Linked DNA regions of Homo sapiens: region 2 is linked to region 1. The links are chromatin loops, found by intact Hi-C in ENCODE. Cell type or tissue: ascending aorta. All regions are shown on one strand. Each heading gives the region's core, and the rest is flanking DNA. Links, peaks and the distances in the headings are about the cores only.

What was found. A loop is a pair of places that touch in the nucleus more often than their neighbours do. Peaks named below come from ENCODE experiments on the same cell type or tissue, not always from the same donor. Only the 100,000 strongest peaks of a DNase experiment are listed, where the experiment ranks them.
Region 2: a loop joins it to region 1, with 3 times the contacts of the local background. A loop is called at or near these places in 3 of 110 quality-filtered maps.

The regions. Positions count from the first base shown.
Region 1 is chr5:171,519,392-171,523,768 of GRCh38, forward strand. No RefSeq gene overlaps it. Among named protein-coding and RNA genes, the nearest start is that of FGF18, 100 kb to the left of the region's middle. RefSeq lists enhancers at 1-290, 291-824, 825-1,357, 2,960-3,491 and a silencer at 914-1,208. In ascending aorta, for the core only: a CTCF peak has its summit at 2,054; a DNase peak (open chromatin) is centred at 2,060; H3K27ac peaks cover 2,641 bases.
Region 2 is chr5:171,448,786-171,453,162 of GRCh38, forward strand. FGF18 (fibroblast growth factor 18) reads left to right here. Exons shown (of 5, transcript NM_003862.3): 4 at 362-468. Among named protein-coding and RNA genes, the nearest start is that of FGF18, 31 kb to the left of the region's middle. RefSeq lists an enhancer at 2,178-2,749. In ascending aorta, for the core only: no CTCF peak of the experiment used is centred there; DNase peaks (open chromatin) are centred at 1,756 and 2,346; H3K4me3 peaks cover 1,381 bases; H3K27ac peaks cover 2,154 bases.

The DNA.
Region 1 (4,377 bases), core at 215-4,214:
CCGGTGAAGAAGGTACTGATTGGGTCCTTGATGGTGGAAGTGGTGCAGTTTCTGTGATGACTAGTCCTGATGGCTGATTCGGGGTGGAGGAGGGGCACTGGTGACGAGGAAGTCCAAGACAGAGGGGCCAGGACATTGAGAGGGATGTCTGTGAGGGTGTCAAAGCGACCCAGGGCAATGGCAAGAGATGCAGTTGGGGGGCTCCTCAGGGAGTGAAGAGTGCCCAAGAGGCTGTGGACAAGTGAGGGGGGTGAGATGTTGCAAACAGCCTGTGTCCTGAGAGAGCAGGTGTTTTTGGGAAGGTGTGGGCAGCATAGGCCAGAAAGTGGCCATGGAAGCAAGGGGACACCGCCTCTGTCTCCTGTCCTGAGGTGAGAGAGGAAAGCCAGCCTTCTCTTGGGAGGGAGGGGAGGAAATGATGTCCCCAAGGCAGAGGGGGCTCCCCAAGGCCATGGAAGGGAGGAGCTGGGAAGAGGAGGAAGCTGTGTGCGAGGCAGTGTGCTGTTTGTGGGGCTGGGGTTCTTCAGGGTCCTGGGAGAAGGTTCTGGAAGGAGGGAAGGCTGGAAGCTGGGCCAGGGGAGAGACTGTGCAGAAAGCATGAGGATAGGAGCTTGTAGAACTGTGTATGAGGGGATGGACCCCCTTACAGGGATGTGAGGCCTTGTCCTGTGTCCTTCCTGTGGACACTTGAGTCCAACAGGATTCAGCTGAAGCTGAGAAGTGTGAGAAGGACCTACGGGGTGGGGGGAAGGTGCTTATCTTGCTTCCCAAGGAGCAATGGAGGGGGCTTTTTGCCACCTCCTGGGGTGGGAGCCTCAGTCCTCGGGGCTGGGCCCCCTAAGGCCCGTCCCAGCTGGTCCTGGGAGGGTACCACCTCCTCCCCACCCTGTGACCCCTGGGTCAGGGGCCATCTCCTGGGGAGATGGGAGTTTGTGGCTGGCCTGAGCAGCTGCCTGGAGGGGAGGAGGCCCCTTCGATGACCAACCAGCTCTTTCACACCCCAAGGAAAAACAAGCCCATCTGCAAAAACCCAGAGGTGTGAGGTGGAGGCTTGGCAATCTGCGGCTGGGAGGGAGGAGCCTCCTGTCTTCCCGCTGAGACAGTGTGGGAAGGCCGGCCAGCCCAGCCTGGGATCCAGCTCCCTCCCTCCATGGGGCCTTGGGCAGGGCCTCCGGAGAGCAGTGTGGGGCTGGGAAGGACTCGGAAGCACCTGGAGGAGCAGGAAGCTCTGGGGACACTTTGCAACTCAGGCGGCTGGCAGAGAATGAGCACTGTGCAGCGAGTCGGGAGATCTCAGCCACCCACACCCCCAGACTCCTGCGTGCCCTGGGGCTGTTGAGGGGTCCCCACTTCAGGGTTCAGTTTCCCCTGCCATCCAACTGCTGGAGTCGGTGGCCTGGGATGCTCTTTCTGGCTGGTGAGGCTGTTGAGGTCCTCCCAATATGGGCAGAAGAACCCAAGCAGAGGGTCTGAGCGCCTGCCCGCTCTGGGCACCCGGAGCCGGCTCAAGTTCCATTCCTGAATATCAATGAGCAGGCCTAGGAATGTCTGCCCCACAGCTGGCTGCAGGCAGGCGGGCGGGGCGGGAAGGGAAGGGAGGAAATGGCCGGGCCTGGCCCTCCCAGACCCACCTGCCCCGCAACAGCAGGCAGAGCTTGCAGGCAGGCAGGGCAGCCTCTGCCCAGGGCAGAGGCAGATGGGAACAGACAAAGGCCCTTGAGATGTGGGGGAGGTATGAGGGAGGGCAATGGGGGGAGGGTGGGACAGACCTTTCCCAAGCTGCAGTCATGCCCCGTGCCTCTGTGCCATCGCACCTTTAAGTCTCCAGCAAGCTCCAGCATTCTGCACTGTCACTCCTGGAACTTGCCCACCTTCTCACTGTGGGAGGAGGCAGAACTAAGATTCAACCCCAGGCCTCTTCAGCTTGCAACCTGTGACATTTGTGTTATGTCACCCTAGGAGATAGGGAAAGCTGCAGATGTAGACAGCTTAGGGGCTGCTGGGCTGAGAGCTGCCTTTATTCATTTCTTCCTCTTGCAAGAAACAAGGCCTGTGCCAGCCTGGTGTCGGGTGCTGGGAATACATCTGTGAGCAGGCCAGGGAGGTTTTAGGAACTGGAGAGAAAAGAGTAACATTAATGCTCCCTTAATCATCCTCAGCCCCTAGTGAGTCATCTGAAAAAGCTGCTAAAGGGCTGCATTCCTCTGCAGTACAGAGGATTCACCCAAGTTAGTAAGAACATTTCAGAACAAATCACATCTCAGAACAGAGCTCGGTGATTGCAGGAGAGGTCAAGCCTTCAGAGAGTCAGGACATCAGGGACAGACCCTTAAATGTGCCAGGTGCTGGGATTGACCAGTGAGGGGATGGGTAACAAGATTATTTGACAAGGTTTCTTCTGCACGTAACTCACAGTCCAGGGCAGGAGACAACTCCATCACAAGGCCATGATGGAACAGAATGCTGGGATGGAGAAGTGGGAGGAGCCAGGTAGGAGGAAAGTTCAAGGGTGGGGCCTCCAAGGTGGCATTACAGGAGGAGTGAGAATTCTACAAGGGATAAAGCAGGAACGTGCCTCCAGGCAGAAAGGACAGATAGCATTTGCAAAGGTCTTGCAGTGGCTATAGCCCTGCTGGAAGGCCAACAGTGTAAAGCTAGGAGATGAACTGAAACGCAGAGAGGTGTGCTCTGAATACCAGGCTGAGAGTATGGACAACCAGTGTGACACTTTGCTTGACCGGATGAATATTCCACCCTCCTCCCTGGCCTAGAAAACCATTTTGGATGTGTGTTTGATTGGGTCTGATAAGCTGTCAGGGCTGCCGGTGAAGCTGGAGGCTGTCTCGAGGCTGATCAGCTTGCCCCTCCACAGGCACAAGGACTGTGTCTGGGCCCCAAGCACTCCGTCTGCAAAGAAGGAGCTATAAAAATGTACTCAAGGCAAAGGATCCCAGGGAGCTAGCACAAAATGGTGTTTGAGGCTCTTTCCATGCAGATCAAGCTCAACCCCAGGAACCAAGGCTGACTGACCTTGACAAGTCCCTTCCCCTCTCTGTGCCTCCATTTCCCTGCGGTCTCAGGTTACTCTCCAACATTCTCATTCAGATGACTCAAGGAGAGGTAGAATTGGGTGACCACTTAGAAGGTGGCTGGAGAACTCACTGGATTAGCCATGATCATCATTTCTGACCCCGGCCCCTCTATGGGGTGACGAGGATGGGAGACAGAATTGTGAGGGCTGCTTGCAATGGTTTCATTGTGGGGCCAGCTCCTGGGGAGTCTGTATTCCTTGAAGCTGGCGTCTGGGCATCCACGGGTTTTAGACCCTGGTCTAGGCCTCGGATGGTGAGTAGAGCCAGAATTGGGACCTTGGTTCTTTTTATTTTTTTGAGATAAGTTCTTGCTCTGTCGTCACCCAAGATAGTGTGCAGTGGCAGGATCGAAGCTCGCTGCAGCCTCAAACTCTCAAACTCCTGGGCTTAAGCGATCTTCCTGCCTCTGCCTCTGGAGTAGCTGGGACTATAGCTGCAAGTCCCTATGCCTGGCTAATTTTTTAAAAGATTATTTTGTAGAGACAAGATCTCGCTATGTTGCCCAGGCTGGCCTTGGACTCCTGGCCTCAAGCATTCCTCCTGCTTTGGCCTCTCAAAGTGTTAGGATTACAGATGTGAGCCACTGTGCTCAGTTGGGACTTTGGTTTTTGATATGGATCAAGATTCATATGTCAGCTCTGGATCTATTCATTCATTTATCCATCCAACCATTCATCCATCCATCCATCCATCCATCCATCCATCCATCCATCCATCCATTCATCTATGCAATGACTAATTGTTGAGCGCAGGTGCATGCTAGCTGTGTGGTCAATAGCGGATGTTGAAGGTGCATCAGAAAGCATGGTACACATGTTAATGGGATCTCACTTTAGCAGTGGGTCCATTCCATTCAGCACTTAAGGAACTCCCCTACTTCCTTTGTGTGCCCAGGGAGACCATTTCATTCCTGTGAGCCTCAGTGTTCTCACCTATACAATGAGATTTAATGATCCCCGTTTGTAATGCTGTTGTGAGTTTAATGAGATGATGGATGGAGGGCACCCAGCATGGCACAAGGACTTTGCATGGGAGCTGTCATCAGTGTTCCTTACAGCATCACACCCGAGCCTACAGCTCACATGGCACAGTGGTAGGACCAGCTGTGGGGAGTGGAAGAAGGAGGGCAATGGGGTTAGGCAGAGCTGGCTACACTTTGGCTGTGTGACAACAGGCCAGCCCCTCAACTTTTCAGAATCCACATTTGTATATCAGCGATAATAATTCCTCTTTTGCGGGGAGGAGGCATACACTGGAAGCTGGCCTCCTTCCTTCCCTTCTCCGA
Region 2 (4,377 bases), core at 205-4,204, 71 kb before region 1:
GGGCTAGGGAAGGTGGGTGACGATGGGTAGAAGGGCACACTGGTGTTCAGCCACAGGGGGCAGAACTCCCTTCTGGCTGGAGCCATCTGGATCCCAAGTGGAGCCAAGAGAGGCTGGAGGAAAGGGAACAGGTGATAGGCAGCTTCCATCTCCCTGCCTGAGGGGCAGGGGACAGCTACTTCTCTGACTTCTCTGTGGTTATTTAGGCATCTGTCCTGTGGGACTTGTTAGGCCTCCCCATGCCTGATTTTGGGGGAGTGAGGGACCAAAGATAGGACCAGGGACCATGTCACTGAGCCTTTAGACCAAGCCATTGCCCCTGGTAATAAAATGTGTCTTGTTCTCCTTCTGCCTTTCGAAGCCCAGCTCCTAGTGGAGACAGACACCTTCGGTAGTCAAGTCCGGATCAAGGGCAAGGAGACGGAATTCTACCTGTGCATGAACCGCAAAGGCAAGCTCGTGGGGAAGGTGAGTGATGGTTTGGGATTCCCGGGAACTTCGGGTTCCCCTCTGGCAGCTCTGGGAGCTGGAACAATGTGTCCAGGGCACTGTCAGTCCCAAATGGAAAACAGGCCGTGTGTGTGTGTGTGTGTGTGTGTGTGTGTGTGTGTGTGTGAGAGAGAGAGAGAGAGAGAGAGACAGGAGAGAGAGAGAGAGACTGTAATCTCTTCCTTTCACCCCATCCCATCCCCCACTTCTCTTCCCCGGGCACTTGAACTCACCAGGCTGAGGTATCCATGGCTGTGTCTCTCCTGTTGGGTGTGGAGCTCTGGCTTGCTTGGTAGTGGGAGAATCCTTGAGGGGCTCTGGGGCACCCCGGCTACATGTCCCTGACGTCTGGGAGCAAGGAACCGGCAGGCCAAGGGCTGTGGCTGCATCGATCGTTTTAACAATTGCCAGGGGCTTACCGTCCTGCAGCAGTGACCTCTGGAACCTGGCCGCCTCGTCAGCGCTGGGCCTCTTGGTTCTAGCATTTCAGAAAGATTTTATTACTTTGAAACTGGCAAGAGAGCTGCATTTAACAAATTAGGGTGGGGGCAGGAGTGGGGGTGCAGGTTGGGGGGACCCTCGGGTTGGGGAGACCCACGTGTGTGGGGATCTGAGTCTCCAATGATGCTGCTTCTCAGCACCCCTGTTCGTTTCCTGGGTGCGCTTGTTTGCAAAAGTCATGAACTGGCTTCCTCTGGGTGTTCCAATGGAAGGTGTTATCCACAGGAGCTCTATGGTAGGGTCAGGTTCTCTGTCCCCTTCTCTCTGCAGGGACTGACTCCCATATGCAGTTTGTACAACCAGGGTTGAGGGGGTTTTGCCTGGACAGGTGGAGTGGGGTGGAGGGTAGGCCTGGATTCTAAGGGGGATGGGCTTGTGCTTGGGGGCAATGCCCTGGCTGATTATTTGCGGTTCATTACATCTTGTTGGGGGTGGGGGAGATGACTTCAGTCTTGCTGAAGCCATGTTTTTGATTTTTTGAATCCCCCAAGTCTTATCCCTCTCCCTTTCCCCCATACCAAGAGGCTGGGGAGGATGTAACAGGCCAGAGATCCCAGCCAGGGCATTGTCGCATTATTTTGTTAATAATTACTGTCATAATAGCTTCCGCTAATTGAGCACTGACTTTCTGCCCGGCACTGAACTGAAACGCTCCCAGTGAATCCCAGGAGGCTGCCACCGCTACCATCCCCATTCCACAGATGAGGAAGCCGAGGCTTGGCCACGCCCGGGCACTTGTCCCAGGTCCCACACTACAGCTCGGCGGGATTCAAAGCCCGGTTTGGAAGGAAAAGATTCCAGCCGCACTGCCCACACCAACTGAGGCTTCTCAAAGAGCAAAATAATAGTAATCCGCAGAGCGCGGCTCCGGGATGCCGAGGAGTGGTTTTAATTAGTGATTCACTTTCCGCCGTTGCGAGGCTGGCCGGCCGGCGAGGGGGGTCGGGGCCGGGGCCGGGGCCACGGACTGGGGCGCGGGCGCCGGGTCCCCCTAGCCTGGCCGGTCCCCCTGGCCTGGCCGGTCGTTTCCTGTGGCGGCGCGGCCCAGCCCCGCGTCAGGCGCTTTGTTCTCCTGCCCGCCTGGGCCGCCTCCCAGGCCCAACCTGCTTTGAGTTTTCGGCTCGTTTTTCTTTCTCCCCCAGCAGGGGCCAGCGGCACCCGCCAGTGCCCGTGCCCACGCCGCGGCCCGCCCTCGCCGTCTGCGTGCTGTTCCCGGCATCTTGACCCCAGGAGGGCTGCGCGGGGGTCAAAAGAGCAGCCCCGTCCCCTCGGGCCGCCCCCCCACCCCGCCGCCGGCCGCCTCCCGCCCGCGGGCGAGCCGCTGAGTCACCGCTTCCACAGGAGCCGGCTCCGATTTCCTGCCCCCTCGCCCTCTCTCCCGTCATTAATATTGGTGACGGTTCAGCTGGCGCGGCGCACCCTGGCGCAGCGGAGGGAGGCCCGGCCCCGGCCCCCGGCGCCTCCCCCGCTCCCGCCCAGGCCTCCACGCCCGACCCCAACCCTTGCCAGCCTCCTGTCTTCTGGGCCCACCCGGGGGACTCGAGGACGCCACCAAATCCACCTGTCCAGGCTTGACCTCTGCCCCGCCCAGCGCCCCCTCGCTCTCTGGCCCCCGAGGCGGGAATCTGGCTCCTGGGCTGCGGTCCTCTCCACAGCCTCCCTGCCCAGTCGTACCTTAGGCCCTGGGTGTCCCCTCCTGCCCTAACCCCTGCCACCGCCTCTGTTCTGGCCTCCTACCATCCCGGAAATCGTTGCCCCAGCCGCCTGGCGTGTGGCTTCTGCATCTCCAGGCCTTTCCCCGCTGCCCACCTTCGGCTTTCTACAGCACATACGGCATTGGAGGGCGGCACATGACCTGCCCTCCACCCCCACCCAGCTCCAAACCCATCCATGGGTCCTCCCACCTTGCTATGGGACACCGAAGGCCCTGGGGAGCCTCCCCGGGCACATGGATTCCTTATGCTCCAGATGCGTGGCACTGAGCACCGCTGTTCCATGGACGGGGCCTTCGGGCACTGTCCATGCTGTGCCCTCTGCCGGGACTGCCCTTCCCTCTGTCCACTTGCCCTGAGTCCTGGCTGGTCATTCCCTGACCCCTCTGTCAGCCCACCCACCCCGGAGCCCCACAGTCCCTCGCACAGCCCTCTGTTGCCTGTCTGCTAACCTGGGTTGTCACTGTTTGTCTTTGTGCCTGCATCCTCTGTCACACTGGGAACTCCCTGAGGGCGGATTCTGCATCCATTCATCTGAGTTCTGTGTACCTGGCCAAAGGGCTCCGGGGGCACCAAAGAAATAGAAACATGGTTCCTGCTGTCTGTGGATTGACTCTTAAGCTACAGCCTGAATTATTCACATCAACCCAAGGGAGTCTAAGCGCCCTGGCCTTGCTGAGCCTCAGCGTCGTCATCTGTAAAATGGGAATGATAATCTGGGCACTTAGTAAGCAGGTAGGCACTTGCTAAGTGTTAGTCCCTTTCCCCTTTGGAGCCAGGTCACGAGGTCACTTCTTCACCTGTGGGAACGCCTGGTCTCAGCTCCAGTGCCAACTCCTTTGGAGTGGCTCAATGGGGCAGCTTCCTTGGGCCATCTGTGTGCCAACCCTGCACATCTCTGGCCACAGCAAGGGTACCTGCATTGAGCCCTTGACAGAGCTTTCCAGAGGTTGCAGGCCCTTGCTGGAGTTACTCTTTCTGCTGCATTGTACCAATCAGATGCCAAAGCTGTGTCCCCAGCCCCTGCATGTTCAGGCGGCCCCCCTTCTCCTTGCTACCCTCTGGAACCCATGTCACCTGGCCCAGGAGGTGGCGCTTCCTTTCATTTTGTAAACAGTTGTTGAGTGTCTAGCATGATGTGCTAGGCATTTTTTTCCCCATCTCTGGAGACGCAACCCAGATTGTATTTTTCTCATCTGCCACCACCTATTGCGATCACTGATGAGTCCTTTTTGGGGCAACATAGAGCCACAGACCTTTTCAGGGCAGGGGAGTGCTCTGCCCACCAGCACATCTTTGTTAAGATGGCTTTGGTTGCAAATGGCTGAAACTTAACCTAAAATGCCTTAAGCAAAAAGGGAATACGGGGCTTATATAGCAAACAACAACAACAAAAACCAACAGTCCAGGGGGTAGTTCTAGTTTCAGGTAAGACTGGATCTAGGGGCCAGATGAGGTCATCAGGATTCCGTCTTCAGATCAAATGGAAGGACTAGGGCTCCAGTTTGGGAAGCAAGAGGTTGGAGGTGGTAGTAGGAAAGAGATCAAATTCTGCTACATCATCAGGGTTCTGGGATGGAATATTCACTTACTCTCTACATACTGATGCTTCTGCCTTGCCTGAACCAATTAAGTCAGAGTTTCCGGGGGTCGGGCCCAAGCACAGGTGTTTTTG